2 separate regions of the Mus musculus genome follow, and region 2 is linked to region 1. A link is a loop called in an ENCODE intact Hi-C map of the cell type or tissue named here. Cell type or tissue: heart. All regions are shown on one strand.

Region 1 (2,500 bases):
AGTATGCAGGAAGCCTTGGGTTCAGTCCACAGCACCACCACATAAATCGGGCGTGGTGGTGCATGTGTGTGACCCCAGCACTCAGCAGGTAGAGGCAGGAAGATCAGAAGTTCAAAGTTATCCTCAGTCACAGAGCAAGTTCAGTGCCAGCCTCGACTACACGAGACCCTGTCTCACAACATCCATCCCTCTAAGAAAAAGCTGTCTCCAGAGACCCAGGGTAATGACCTCCATGGCCCTTTGTTCTGGGGACACTGAGTATCATAAAATAATGTAGATTTGGTATATAGGTAAATTCTCAGGAAAGATGAGCCAGGCCTGGAAGATGTGAGTGGGTGTTCCCGAAAGACAGTGAGGATGGGTGGACTCGGATGTCACTGGTTCTTATGAAACTGAGTGCGTCTCCGTTAAACTGGGAAACCTAAGATAAGGAGGAAGCCAAACTTTGAACGATCGCTCACTCTCTTTCATGGTTCCGGTGGGAGGCGTTTTTTCCCCCCTCATGGGGAATTGAGTCTCTCATATATCAGAAACAACAATTAGTCAGTGGATGCTTTACTCTAATTAGCTAATGGATAAATGGATTGAAAATCTTTCCAGAATATCCAATCTTCTTCTACAGTTCTATTTCTATAACTGAAAACGCAATACATAAGTTTTAAATATTAAAATAAGGAACCGCTCCAGTTTTAAGTATCTTCTTAGGGGGGCGCTAGTGAGACAGATCAGGAGGAGTGGGGGAGGGCAGTGGAGCAGGGCAGAGGGCATAGGGGAGGAAGACAATCAAGAAGAGTATGTGACATGCATGTGTCAAAATGTTATCCAACACATTGCCGTGTACGATAACGTAAGAAGTCAACAATAAAAACACTTTAAAACAGAAATGTAGCTGGAGGAAAGATCTGGGTCTTGGGGGCACAGCCCCTGCCCCAACAGTCAGCCGACCTGGCTTTTAGCGCCTCCTGGTGGCTGCAGCTATGGTAGTGTAGTGAGCCGCCTGGGCCTCTGCATCCTGTGCCTGGAGCACAGGATGGCCTCAGGCACCGTGCACTGTGGGTCCCTCAGACCGTCCTTAAGCAGGAACCTCCAAAGCAAAGCTAGCTCCCGCTTGTCCTTTGTTCCACTGCAGGTTTTCACTGGAATTTTCATAGCGGAAATGTGTCTCAAGATCATTGCGCTAGACCCTTACCACTACTTCCGGCACGGCTGGAACATCTTTGACAGCATTGTGGCCCTTGTGAGTCTCGCTGACGTGCTCTTCCACAAACTGTCTAAAAACCTCTCCTTCTTGGCTTCCCTCAGAGTGGTAAGGCGCTTTCTTTTCTTTCTTTCTTTCTTTCTTTTTTTCGAGACAGGGTTTATCTGTACAGCCCTGGCTGTCCTTGAACTCACTTTGTAGACCAGGCTGGCCTCAAACTCAGAAATCTGCCTGCCTCTGCCTCCCAAGTGCTGGGATCAAAGGCGTGCGCCGCCACCACGCCCGGCCCCTTTTTATGTTTCAAATTTACTTTTATCATGTGCACGTGTGTGGGTGCGTGCATGTGTGTGCGTGCGTGTGCGTGTGCGTGTGCGTGTGCGTGTGTGTGTGTGTGTGTGTGTGTGTGTGTGTGTTACATGAGTGGAGGTCAAAGGACATCTTGTGTGAATTGATGCTTTCTTTGACCCTGAGGATCCTGCTGGAGCTCAAACTCAGGTCAGGGAGTGACATTTCATTCTTTCCTCCTCCCCTCCCTTCCTCTTCCTTTCCCTCCCCTCCCTTGTCTTCCCTCCCCTTCCCTGCCCTCCCCTTCCCATCCCTCCCCCTCCCCCTCTCCTATCCAGAGTTTTGCTTTGTAGCCCAGGCTGGCCTGGCACTTGTTACTTAGCCCAGGCTGGCTCTGATCCTACTTGCCTGTGTCTCCCAGTCCTGAGGTTACAGGAATGTGTCACCACACCTGGCCCTTGGCCCCACTTTCTTATTTCATCGTGTAACCTAACATCCTGAATAGAAAGAAAATAATCTTTAGTAGGTTCAAAAACTATTTTGGACCAAATCTTAATTCATCACATCTTAACTCCAGGACAAAATTTGAATTCATTCACCTCCCTAGGTAGCCCAGGTTGGCCTCAAATTCCCGATCTTCTTCCCAAGGCCTGGGATTACAGATGTGTGCCACCGAGCCCAGCTGGTTTAGGTAGATTTCATAAAAATAGTGTGTCTGTGTGTGTGTGTGCATGCATGTGTGCGTGTTTGGATATGTGTATTCGTGTGCTTGTGTGTCACATGTGTGCAGGTGCCTGGGGAAGCCAGAAGTCAGTATTGGAGCCCCTGGGTACCAGCCACCCAGTGTGGAAATCTCTACAAGAACTTTTCTCTATAAGAGCAGCATGTGTTCATGACTACTGAGCCATCTTTCCAGCCCCAGAATAAGATGTTTTCCATTTAAAAATAGAAATGTAGGGTTGCTGAGATTGCTCAGCTAGGGTAGCATATTTGCTCCCAATTTTGATGACCCCAGTT
Region 2 (2,500 bases), 50 kb before region 1:
GAGGCAGTGGTCACCCCAAGGTCTGGGAGATGGAACATCCGGCACATGACTTGCTGGTCAAGCGTTGGACAGTCTCTTCCCAGCATCTGGAGGTTAACTGAGTTGTTCAGACCAGATTCTGCTCTCAGTAGGCCAATTAAACGAAATGAGAGCAAAAGGCAAAGATTGGAGCTTTATTCTGTGTGGCTGTACTGAAAAGAGGAACTGCATAACTGAGCGGTCCTGGTCAAATTGTGGTCCCATCATCCCTCATGACTCAGCCCTGGTTCATCCTGCAAGGTACTGTCAGAACCCTCAGGCAGGTCCTAGGCATTTCCTCTTTCCACATCCAAGTTCTGGGAATTCTAATTCTTTGATGTCCATTGTCTCAGTAGCCTGATATCCAAGGGGCTGGGGCTGGGGATACAGTCTCTTTACAATATCTTTAACCAGGAGCTGGAGAGGCAGCATGGCTGTTAAGAGTGTTACTGATCTTTTACTAGAGACCTCAGGTTCAGTTTCCAGCACCCACAGTCTGGTGGCTCAGAGTCCCTTAACTCTAGCTCCAAGGCTCGCGTGAGCACATGCACATTGGGAGGCAGATCTCTTGCTGATATGAGCCCGTGTTGAGGACAGATACCAGGATAGCTTTCTCCATTTTCCTCTCCACCTTATTGTTTTTGAGATAGGTTCTCTCACTGAACATGAAGCTCACCAGGAAGATCCAGATAGCTGGCCAGTGAGCTCCAGGATTCTCCTGTCTTGGCCTTCCCAGGTCTGGGATTACAGGCGTGTGCTGCCACACCCAGCTTCTACATGAGCTCTGGGGAGCCAAACTCAGATTCCCAGGATTGCACAGCAAGCATGCTACCCACTGAGCTGTCTCTCTAGCATTAGACATAATTTTTAAACCAAAATATATCTGGGCTGGAGAGATAGCTCAGCAGTTAAGAGCACTGGCTGCTCTTCCAGAGGTGTTGAGTTTAATTCCTAGCAACCACATGGTGGCTCTCAACCATCTGTAATGGGATCAGATGTCCTTTTCTGGCATGCAGGCACACAGGCAATAGAGCACTCATATGACTACAATACATAAATAAATAAACACACACACACACACACACACACACACACACACACACACACACACACACACCTTAAAATTTCTAACACAGCGAGCAGTGGCCTGTCTCCTGGGATTTAGCACCTCCCTCTCTCAGTACTAACTGAACAGCTCTGCTTTTCTGTAATCCTCCCTCCTCCACCCTCAGGAAGATGCCCAGCAGTGGCCCGCATCCTTCACCAGGAACTCAGTTTCCAAGGTTACCGCTGATTTGACTGGTTTCTTCCTTTTCTTTTTTCATCTTCCTAATTCAGGAAGTCCTAATGTGAGCCTCCACGTGTTTACAGGCCTCCTCAGAGGGGAGCCTTCCCTCTGTTATGTTTTTCTCAAGGAATGTCACTTCCTGACCCAGTGAGCAAACTCTGAAAGTAACTGTCTCCCTTTGACCCCACGAAGTGGATCGGAAAGCTGGAAGTGGCTTAAAAGTCATCTCCAGTGTGACCTTAGCTCTGTGAGCTAGGAAAGGCTGAGTGCAGACACAGTGGTCAGTCCCGTGGCCAGCACAATAGGTCAGCAGTGGCCCATGGTCAGCACAGTCGGGCAGCACAGTGGCAGGGTGGTAGTTATACTGGCAGGAGTGGCTAGTCTGAAGAGGCTCTGTGCCCCTTCCGCCCTTTGGCCATCAGAGTATTGAAACAGATTGGACTTTGTCCTGGAATCCCATGCTGGGAGTGGGGTGGGGGGTTGTCCCCCAGAGAGAGATTTCACACAGTTCTGACAACTTTGCAAGACAGACAGGAGCTCAGGCAGTCGTGCCAGTGACTGAATGGGGTCATTCTGCTTAGCAATGCAACCTCTCTTTAAAATAAACGTGGTCTGCAGGATGTTGTGTGGGTCACCCCTAAGGAGCAGCCCTCGCAGAAACAGTGTGTGGATCTCCACGTTTCTAGGCTATTCTATTTTAACTGTCATGTGGCAAGTGTACAACTGGATTTTTATTTGTTATGACTTATTTATCTTGGGCCCTGAGTTTCAAACCCAGGACTCTGTGCATGACAACCGTCCCGCTGAGCTATGTCTACAACCTAAGGATTTAACAGTGCAGTTTGTAAACTGTTTGCCCTTGCCTAGTTTCTGCTCTCTTATTATATGGTGCTTGCTGTTGTTTTCTGTTTTCTAAACATATTTTACTTAAAACTGTTTTGTTTTGTTGTATGTATATGGGTGTGCTTACCTGTATGTATGCACATGTTTGGTACCATGTGCACACAGTCCTCACAGAGGAAGAAAAAGCCATTAAATCCCCAGAGACTGAAGCTACAGCCATGTGAGTGCAACCAGGTCTTCTGGGAGAGCAGTCAGTGCTCTTAACTGCTGAGCCATTATTTTGCCTCTAAACCACACGTTAAAATTGTGGTTAAATACATATAACAGGAAACTTACCATCTACATTAGTTA

Evidence for each region. A loop is a pair of places that touch in the nucleus more often than their neighbours do. Peaks named below come from ENCODE experiments on the same cell type or tissue, not always from the same donor. Only the 100,000 strongest peaks of a DNase experiment are listed, where the experiment ranks them.
Region 2: a loop joins it to region 1, with 4 times the contacts of the local background. A loop is called at or near these places in 3 of 42 quality-filtered maps.

The regions. Positions count from the first base shown.
Region 1 is chr9:119,791,143-119,793,642 of GRCm38, reverse strand. It overlaps Scn11a (sodium channel, voltage-gated, type XI, alpha), which reads left to right. Exons shown (of 27, transcript NM_011887.3): 14 at 1,130-1,306. Among named protein-coding and RNA genes, the nearest start is that of Scn11a, 33 kb to the left of the region's middle. In heart, a CTCF peak has its summit at 959 (motif pointing left); no DNase peak of the experiment used is centred here.
Region 2 is chr9:119,841,476-119,843,975 of GRCm38, reverse strand. No RefSeq gene overlaps it. Among named protein-coding and RNA genes, the nearest start is that of Scn11a, 17 kb to the right of the region's middle. In heart, a CTCF peak has its summit at 954; no DNase peak of the experiment used is centred here; H3K27ac peaks cover 273 bases.